Linked DNA regions of Homo sapiens: region 2 is linked to region 1. The links are chromatin loops, found by intact Hi-C in ENCODE. Cell type or tissue: HepG2. All regions are shown on one strand. Each heading gives the region's core, and the rest is flanking DNA. Links, peaks and the distances in the headings are about the cores only. Region 1 has its middle 560 kb from the start of LINC00972. Region 2 has its middle 500 kb from the start of LINC00972.

What was found. A loop is a pair of places that touch in the nucleus more often than their neighbours do. Peaks named below come from ENCODE experiments on the same cell type or tissue, not always from the same donor. Only the 100,000 strongest peaks of a DNase experiment are listed, where the experiment ranks them.
Region 2: a loop joins it to region 1, with 4 times the contacts of the local background. A loop is called at or near these places in 2 of 110 quality-filtered maps.

What each region holds. Positions count from the first base shown.
Region 1 is chr7:85,982,032-85,987,431 of GRCh38, reverse strand. No RefSeq gene overlaps it. Among named protein-coding and RNA genes, the nearest start is that of LINC00972, 560 kb to the right of the region's middle. In HepG2, for the core only: no CTCF peak of the experiment used is centred there; no DNase peak of the experiment used is centred there.
Region 2 is chr7:85,921,302-85,926,701 of GRCh38, reverse strand. No RefSeq gene overlaps it. Among named protein-coding and RNA genes, the nearest start is that of LINC00972, 500 kb to the right of the region's middle. In HepG2, for the core only: no CTCF peak of the experiment used is centred there; a DNase peak (open chromatin) is centred at 2,471.

The DNA of each region.
Region 1 (5,400 bases), core at 98-5,097:
TTTACTTAATAGTCACATAATATTATGATTAATTATGTGACTATAGCATTGAAAAGAAAACTGCTATACTGTTCAGGAAAATCTTGATGATAGAAGATCCTGTCATCTTTCAAACACTGCAAAAGGCCTCCAAGTGAGGTTTCTGCAATCCTGCAGTTATAAAATAATACCATATCTTGAGAGTATACAATATAACATGATTAACTATAGTTCTAGTCTTCTTAGCCAAAAATTCTCATACTTCACTTCATTTGTAGAACCTGTGTAAAGATGACGATGCCAGTCTGTGGAGATTAAATACTGAGATGCAGAAATGTCCTAAATTATCTGGCTTCGGTATTTGTCTCTCCCATAATGCCTGCCATATTAAATATAATTCCTCAGAGATTTGTCACAAATAAAAATATAACTATGACACTTGCTAATCAATATTTTGCAAAGTTACATGCAAGAAGTTATATAGAGAGAACTAAATTCATTTCCAATTCGTAGTACCAAGCACTAACATGAGCTACCGGCTTTCTATACTATGACCGCTATCCCCAACTCTTGCTTAGTTTCTCACTGTAACTTTCTCAAGTTTTAAACTCAGCATAATTCACCTTGTGATTTTCCTTTATACCTACCCCTGCCATTTGCTTCACTAAATTCTCATCCACTAGAGTGTAAATTGTAAATGGAATTCATGCACTAAAATATTTAGTTTCTTGATCTATTGCCAGCACTAGTGTCTGGCATGTAGTAGACCCTCAACAAATATTTTCTGAAAAAATGAATTGAATTATTTAAAGTTTAGTTTGGTTATCAGCACTTACAGGGGGTCTTTTTTGCTTCTCCCCTAGTACCATCAACCTAAATTAGATGCCTCTCTATAGTGTTCTCATGTTAATACATATATTTTTCTATTGCTGCACATACTACATTATTTTAGAATTTATTTGTTGATGTGTGTATTTATTCCTAGATGTTGAATTACCTCTCGCTAGGGACCCTGTTTTATTTATTTCTAAACATTTTTTCATGCCTAGTAGAGCAGATGACACATATGGGGCATTCAATATATATCTGTTGAATACATGCATGAATAAATTCACTCTTAACACTAAAAAAAAAGTGTGTGTGTGTGTGTGTGTGTGTATGCATTTATCAAGGTTCAATTCCACCCAGGTGTCTTCTAGAGATTGTCAATGTTTGGTACGTCTGCTTTAGGGACTAGATTGTGTTTTGATTATTTTGATTAAAAAGAAACAAAGATTTTATATTACCAAAAGAGAGAGATTGTTCCTTTTGTTTTTGTTGTTGTTGTATGTTCATATTCCCTTCATTACTTTTCAAACTGAATGCCAAAAAAAAATTTATATATTATGTATCTTTGTTCCAGGCTCCTTTTGATATGTGGGAAACATCAGTTTTCTCAATGATTGGGGTAGATGATACAGGGGTTTTGCTAACTACTTTCAATACACTGCCTTAAAGAGTAAAACAATGGTTCTGTTTTCATTGCAGAGCAAAAAATGTGGATCCACCCCAAACCCTGTTACAGACACGCTTTGCTTTATTTGTGATGCAATGGGTATCTTTCTCTTACATAGTTATCATGGTATAAGTGTGTATCCTCCCTCAGTACATAGTTACTCTTTCAAATAATTATAGTAACCTTGGATTGTAGTTAAGAAAAATAACCATTGACTATCAGTCATATCTTCCGTTGTGCATCATTTTATCTATGTCAAAAATCTATACCTAATTTTGAAATCATTCATGATAATATCCATGACAAAGATTTGCTACGATTTCTGTATCTTAAAATGAAAATGTTATAGAAAACGAGGAAAGCAGATGTCAAATGAAATATGAAGGTCAAGGCAAAAATGAATCTACTAACAGAAATAAAAACACATATAGAAGGTAAATTTATTTGAAAGTCTATACAATTTGTTTATTTTCAATAGTGGCAATGGTATATTCAGGAGTTGATGGCCAGTATATTAGGCCAAATGGTTAGCAGGTGATACATAAGAACCACAGGGAACAGAAACAATAAGAGATAAATACTATAAGATCAACAACAAAAAAGAGGATCTGGCACTTAGGTTGTTCTATATGGCTGTTCAAGATTCTGTTCAGTTGCTTTTGTTCCTCTCTCATTCAAATGAGAGTCACTAAAAAGCAAACATGACCTAGAGGCCTGTGTAGAATTATAATACATATATTCCAATATCTAATATTAAAATAATGCTAGCTATAGTTTAGAAAACTTTGAAATGATTTTTTCTCTGTTCACAGCTTAAAACAGAGTAACTCTGACAGTGTCATATTTCCTTTTTCTCCTTTTTTTCTTAAGTGAATTACAACACTTAATTGACAACAACCTTTTGAAACTACAATGTTCATAGGCATCTAGAAATAAAGCCATGCAGAAATTCACTTCCTCTATCAATTACAACAATCATGGTCTTTTAAAATTACATATGGATGTGAAGAATTTTGGCTAAATCAGACTTCTTTAGTATTTGTGTATAGATGTTAAAATAAAAAATATTTTTATTCTACCATTTTGAACCAATTATTTTGATTAACTTTTCACTTATCTTTTTACCTTGTGGATCTCCAAAATTCATGTTGATGAGTGCAAATATTTGATAAGTGCATAAACAGTCAATTTTGAGATACAGTTTTTGAAGTTAACACAAATGTGTTTTGATAATTTTCCATAATATGAAGATAAAATATTTAAATTACTTTCATGTAACTTCATTTTTTCTGTCATAAATTGTACTATAAGGATAGATTCATTTAATTCTATAATTTGTATCAAATTTTATAACAACTTCTGTCTTGCAGTTTTATTTTCTGGCTAAGTGCATTTTGCTTGATCAAATTTGGAGATATTAATAGTTAAAACATTTAGTTATCTTATTTGATTTTAATCAGTAACACATTTTATCAAGTACAATTTTACCACCAATATGTCTAATTTTACTGAGGTTAATATATATAGTTTTAAACAGAATTAACCAGATAGGAATTTTCAGAATTTTATGTATAAAAATTTCAATGTGTTTAAATACAATTGTAGTCAGAATTATTGTTTTATTTTTCCTTTGATTTTTTCTTTTAGCAACATTCAATTTGAAAGATTAATAAAATGAATGTTTCTCTTTATTTTTTAATTCAATTGTACCAAATAATAGCTGTAAACTTCTTAGGTATCACACACTTGCTCCCATTTTTGAAACTCCTGAAAGCTCAACATTCTTTTCCTTGTTATCTTTTTTGAAAGTTTTTAATTTTTTTTTAATTCATGGAGGTTATTTTTCTGAGAAGATACAATTTTTTTCTTGGTAATTTTGGATTTGATCTTGGAGGATTTTTTCTTATAAATTTATACCAAAATATTATACATTTTTAGGTATTCTATATGAACCTGTAACATGATAATGTGTAGCATTAGGACAAAGATCTAGGTTCTTTGTACTCAGATAGCTCACGTATTCCCAGAAGAGAAGCACTGGAAAGAAAACAGTCAATATCAAATTGCCCTGCTTAGATGTATGGTGAAGTGAATTTAGAATTTATTTAAAAATAAATAAATTCAAGGCCAAAATTTCCAAACACTCTTTAAAGCTACTTTTGCAGAATATTTTTGATCATATAGAGGAGAGTGATTGCCAAGTTGAGTGCAGTGAAGAACTCATGAGAAGACACTTATTCGATTATTTAAAAATGTGTAACTCATAAATTCTTTCTAAGAACTTCTTTTTAGCCACAAGTTGAATCCCTAGTTTTGGAGGACATAGGTGACAAATAAATAATTTCTGGATATTCTGTTAGCTAATAGTCTATTTCTTATGGTCTTATCATTAACAGAAGAGCAAAAGTAAAGCCTGGGATGGCTCTGGATTTGCAATTTGTAATTGTTGTGTGAGTTGAAATATTTCTGGGAACTAATACCAGGTAGGAGCCAAGAGTTGTTTGGCAGAGGGAGTTACTTATTTGAGTAAGCAATTTTAGGAGATATAAAAATATATTAGACCCCATCAACTGTCAGATAAGCAGAATAAAGAAATTTTTAAAAAGTTTAAACAGGGAACCAGATAAAAGATGTAGTCCAAATCACTGTATTGTATGTCATAATACACAACTGTATATTTTCCCACAGTATTTATAAAAGAAGGTTCAGCAATCTTTCAAAACTGAGCCAATAATTTGCATAGCCCGTTTTTTGTATTTTTGCTGAATTTAAAGATCTTTAACATTATATCAAGTAATAGAAGGCCTTGAGAAAAAAATAAAGTAAAATGGAAGTGCACCCCCAAAAATTTTCACATAGGATTTTGCTTTTCCACTCTTCACTTCTCTCTTCCTGCCATCTGAGTACATATCTCTACTTTCACTTTAGAGCTCTGGGATAATCATGACCTCATAAAGATTTGTATCTAGAATGAATTCTATGAAAATGTTTTTCTGTATAGAACAGAAACTAGACATCATTGTCCAGGTCATCTTTATAGCAATTCAATATTCCTATGCTTTGATGAAAACTGTCAAGATTGCAAAATCCAGAATGATATTTTCTTCTCCCCTCTTAATTACAATAGCACCTAATATTTGTACTATTACCCATTCTTTTATGCCAATCTAACTCTTTCCTCATAATTGTCCCAAGGCTTTTTAATGACATGGTAATTTTCCTTAAAATTCAGCTCAGTACCCCTTTAAGCAAATGTTGTCAGGAACCCAAAAATGCAAATGAGTGGCCAAAGATAGGCAGTTTGAAATTTTAAGACTGTCCATGTTTTCTGACACATAACTGAGATGTGACTGCAAAATAAAAAGGACCTTCTAATACAATATTTCATCTAGGCATACATACTAATATTGACTTCATAACTGCAACTTCAAATTACACATCTCTGATCCATGCCATATTTGTTTGTGCTTACAGTTGATAACTGAAAATAATCTTCTCTTAATTTCATGTTTGGTTATGCCCTTATAATTTTTTATTGCAATACCATATTTTGCCACACCCATTTTTATGAAAACATTTCTTGTCTCCCCCCCCAAAAAAAAATGACAACGGGAAGACAAGTGTTGTTATTATTAAATTCTTCCAGTATATGGCATTCCTCCAGGAATAATAGGGGACTACTTTCTGTTTGTACTGCTTCATTTTTCTTCTGCTTTCCTCTATGCCCTATTTTAATAATTTCTCAGTTAGTATTATTTTTGTGACCCCTCACTTCTGATCTCATTAGAAACGTATCAACTATTGTCAGCACCTAAAATGTCCTAGGCATTACTATAAGCGCTCATTTAATTCAGAAACAACACTATGAGGAAGATGTCCATTTTAAAAATGGGAAAAATTAAAGGCCAAAGAAATTGAATAACTTG
Region 2 (5,400 bases), core at 251-5,250, 61 kb after region 1:
TTTTCTAGCCCCAGTCCTCACTAACACTAGTGAGTAAACTGTAACAGTCACTTAGTTGTCTTCAGAAAAGTCATACATTCCAATGGCCACATTTGTAGCTCAAGTTTAAGATTTTGGAGTAGATAATTTTCGGTATGCCTTTTTTCTGAAATTCCAGTTGTTTTGTGAATAAAAGTGCCCTTGATGTTAACTCTGTTTTCTGTTTTTTCATAAGGTTTGACTTGACTGACCCAGTTGACATGTGGGTGATCCTGTTCTCCCTCAAAGCACCATGTGTGTCCTTCTAAGCTATTCATTCTTTCACAGACATAGAATATCCCAGTGAGATAAGGAATTAATTATCTTTTGGTGATATATCAGTCTAGGTCCAGTGAAGGAAAGAGAGCAACTAGAGGAATTAGACAAATAAAGAAGTTTAATGGAAGGATTAGAGCTTATCCATATGTGGGAAGGACTGAGGAACTGTGGGAGTGGTCATCTGGAAGGAAGGAATGGGAAGATTGTAGAAGAGCCATGAAAGACTTCAGCCTGAGGGACAGGACAGGATGGAGAAAGCACCAGTTTTGAAGTGGGAGCTTGTGGAGAGGTCTGCACTGCTCTAGCCACTATGACCTCCTCAAAGAGTGGCTCTGCTTCACTTTCTTTTTCCAAAACTCGATATCTTTCTCCCACTTAAACAATGTGCACATGTACCCTAAAACTTAAAGTATAATAATAATAATAATAATAATAATAAAGAAAAAAACTCTAATGATGAGCCATGTAAGAAGAGAAATAATGGGACATTCAATTCCTAGCCTTAGAAAGAGTGTCAGGGGTACCTGGTTGAAAATTAGGAAGCTCTGCAAGGCTGTAAACACATAAAAGACTTCCAGAAACCTATGAATCTGTATTTTTCAATAATGTTTCAGTACACTTGATGAGGCTGTAACATTAATCACTTTTCCAGTGATATCTGTGGTTTGTGCTACGTTAAAAAAAGGAGGGGGGGAATCAGATTTTCAAAGGTTTATTAAAAAGCTTTTTTTAAAAAAGATAAATTTTATTTGACCTGAATAAATATATCTAAAAGTGGCAGCCCAATATCTGTTGTATATTACAAAGATAATGTTGTATTGAGTTACTGTGAAAATGAAATGGAAGTCTCATAAAATTATTGCTACAGTTCAAATTGAACTGTCACTTATCCATGATCAGCATAGTAAACTATTAATTGATATTATGCCTCTATTTAAGTGATCTGACATTTAGATATCCTTGCCCACTGAAAAGCTTATTTTGCACATAAATTTTTCTTCAGCCATTCTTACACTTATCAGTTTTTAAGCTAATTGATGAATTTTTCAGTTTATTATAAAATTGTGGTATCAAATTTTTAAAGACGTCATATTTTTAAGTTCTAATTAAAAAATTAGTTTTCCATGTAGGATTTCTCCAGGTTCTGAAGCTGCAAGCCTCAAGCCTCAAAATATATGCTTTATTATATTTATCAATAGAAATAATTTAGAAGGAAGTATTACTAGCCATGTTTGTGTTGTAAACAGTTTTCCAAATTTCTCTAACTGTATTAAATTTTTACAGTACAAAAGTGTTACATATAAGATCAGTATGACAAACAAATCTATTTATGAAATGAGTAACTAATAATTTGGGTCAAGTAACCTACCTAGGGCAAGAATTACAATGACCTGGATTTGCAATATGAGTACAGCAAATGTAGGAATGCTTGCAATTGTGATGATTGTGCTCAGCCAAGGTCAGAAACGCTGTAAATAGGAGCTGACATCCTTATTGTAAAAATCAATGTTCCTGCTCATAAGCTAAGTGAAGATGTTTAAAGTAGAGAGACGATCAAAAGGATGAGTGCCTGTGAACTTTAAATACATTGTGAAACCTCGAGTCATTCTCTTCATTTGATTCCCTGGATAAATACTTCTGAGCAACATGTATGTTTTTCTTCTTATCTCTGAGGTTCTGATTTTGCTTAATATACTGATTGTATCTTCACTAGTTTTTTCATTTTAAAAACCTACATATTAAAGGAAGATAATATTATCTCGAATACAGTACAATACTGTATTCAGTCCATGTAATATTTCAGTCCATATAATAATATTTCATTTTTTTGTAGAGATAAGGTCTTGCTTTGTTGTCCAGTCTGATTTCTAACTCCTAGCCTCAACTGTATTTTTGCCTCAGACTCCCAAAGTGCTGGGATTACGGGTGTTTGCCACCATGCATGGCCAATAATATTAAAATTATTTAATATTATAGTAAACCTAAGACTATTCTTATTTTTTATTCATTTATGACATGGCTGTTTAGTCAATCTGAAAGATAATCATACGAAAACACAATTGTTTTATTAAATGCTATGTAAGCAGAGGAAGAGACCATTACAGAGGAATGTCTAATGTTGACATATGGGAGAAGAGCACATTAGGTAACATTTACTAAAAGAGATGATATTTACTCTGAGTCTTAAAAGGTACACAAAATGATGAAGCATGGGCAAAGCAGAAAAGCAGATGATGCAAAGAATAGAGCATTCAGAATGTGAAGGGCTAAGACTTCTATAAGTACATCAGCTTTGCTGGAACAATGGCAGAAATGGTGACAGGAATCACGCCTGATTACTAAGGAAAGAGACAAATCATGAAAGGCCTTGGATTTTATTTTGAGAAGTTTAGGTTTCTTTTTAAAATGATAAAAAGTCACCTAAGAATCTTGCATAAAAGAATATAAGTATTAACTATTTACATTAAAAATAATTAACAATTTTTCTGAGAACACATTTAAAATTAGGCCAAAAAATGTTAAAAGACTGTCAGAGTAATCCAGTAGAAAAATATTACTATGAACCTAAAGTCAAAAGAGAAAAATTAATACATATTTAAGACATAAAATACACAGGGTTTGACTGGGTCGGGAATCAGGGAGAGACAAAAGATGAATCTTATATTATCCTCAATTTTTTTGTGTGTTTGGCTGGATAGAGCACGGTATTATTGTAAAGACCTGGCCTAGAAATAGATTTGGTGAGAAGAGGAGGAGGCTTTTGTGTGATAAATTTGGGATGTCCATGTGGAGGTAGTCAATAAATGGTTATATAAATAGGCCTGGAGCTCAAGTAAGTTTTCAAGGAAAATGTTGACTTGAGAATCATCAACATAGTGATAAAGTAATGGTTCCACACAATCAGGCTTTGAGTAGTGTATTTCCTAACTCCCTGAATAGACAGCAACATTTTTTAAACCTGTTCACAAACTAGTAAACTTTATAGTCCTCCCCTTACATCAACTTATAGCCAAGCATCTTCCCCACATCTACATATAGAGCCTTACATCTCCCCCACACATCAAAATTCACACCACACAGTATGATTTTCCAGAGTTATGTAAAACTCAAAAACCAATGGCACATTTTGCCCTTAAAATTTTCTTTATAGGAAAAATTGGTCAGAATGTTTAACAACTCAAATTTACAAATGACTAAAAACTTTCCAAAAGCAGAGATGATTTCAATTAAAAGGTGTCATAGGTCTTGGGACTTTAATGACAGATTAGAGTTCCACAAAGAGCAACTCATTTAACAGACTAATAAGATACTTTGAATTCCCTCATATAAAATGAGGTGCTAGGAATAGTTCAACTCTAGGATTCACTCCCAACACTAAATTCCAAAATTAAATTAGAGTACTATGTAAACAATTCATTTCTATTGTATGTGCAATACGGTTTATGCAAATTATAATATGTGCATATTTTTTCCTGCATTAGATTTATCGACGTAACATAGCTATCTGAGGAAATCAACTTACTAAAATATGTTTTTTAAAAAACACTTAGCTGGGCACGGTGGCTCACACCTGTAATCCCAGTACTTTGGGAGGCCGAGGAGGGTGTATCACCTGAGGTCAGGAGTTCAAGACCAACCTGGCCAATATGGCAAAACCCTGTATCTACAAAAATACAAAAAATTAGCCAGGTGTGGTGGTAGGCACCTGTGATCCCAGCTACTGAGGAGGCTGAGGCAGGAGAATCGCTTGAGCCCAGGAGGCAGAGGTTGCAGTAAGCTGAGATCTCACCATTGCGCTCTTGCCTGGGCAACAATAATGAAACTCTGCCACAAAACAAAACAAAACAAAACAAAACAAAACAAACAAACATAAAAACTTAAAACTATTATTGAATTTGTCAATTTAGACTATAAAGCAACACATTATAGATATGAATACCCCATATTTTTATCAATTATACTTTCAATAATGTCTAAGAAAGTAGTTTCAGTCTAACACAATAGAAACTATTTGTGCATCATTAAAAGAAATGTGTTACAAATGAAAGGAGAGTATGTTTACAAGTTTAATTACAAATTCTCTGTTTTGAATTTATCGATGATTTATTTCATAAATGGCATACAGATTCAAAATTATTTGGGCCCTAAAACTAATGCTTAATTAAGTTCAATGAGCATTGTAACAGTTTAATATGTATATATTTTTCCATTCAAAATAGCATATATTCATTGAACTCACATATGGTTTTATTTAACACCATCACAGTTAAAAACAATAACACTCTCAAAAACAGCACTCTCTCTAACTTATTCACACATATTCACAACCACCCACAGACATGCACAACTTGTACATGCATAAACACTCCCATTCATGTGAGCTCTTTCCCGTACATGTGTGCACACACACACACATACACACACCACACACTCGGGATTTTCTTTCTCCTGCTATTGCACTCAACATTTCATATTCAAAATATATGGCAGAATGAGTAGTCCAGCCTCAGTAGTAAACAAAATTATTGTATAGAAAGAGCAATTGTCCTCAATCCTTGGATCTTTTCTTATGCTGGCAAAACAGTCTCGACAACTTCAAATAAATAAATGAATGACATTTTTAACTATCCAAGATTTTTTGACTAAGATCAAATGTGCTAAAAATAAGGTTTGCTTAATTTTTCAGAATTCAGTTTTAACTCTGCAATATATACTGTGGACTCCAAAATCTCTAAAATAGTTCCTCAACCATCAGCAAAAACCTCACCCTTATCAAACAGTCTTAATTTAGATGGGGATGCCTTTGAAGCCACAAACTTTCCATAGGTTAAAACCTACTCATTCTTTCTGAAGTTTTTTTGTTGTTGTTGTTCCTCCTAGTGAAGTTTATTCTCTTTGCTGAGGCAAACATAGAAAAATTAAGAAACAGTATCTAAACTGATATCTGACACCTATCATGCACAATGGAAAACTACTGTATAACAAACCCTGTTGTGTTTCAGTAATTCAGCACTTACAATCATTGTTTGTAGATTTTATTTTAATTTACCAACTCAGAAAACTGAAGTACCATGTTTTCTTCTGTCCAATGTCACTTAGCTG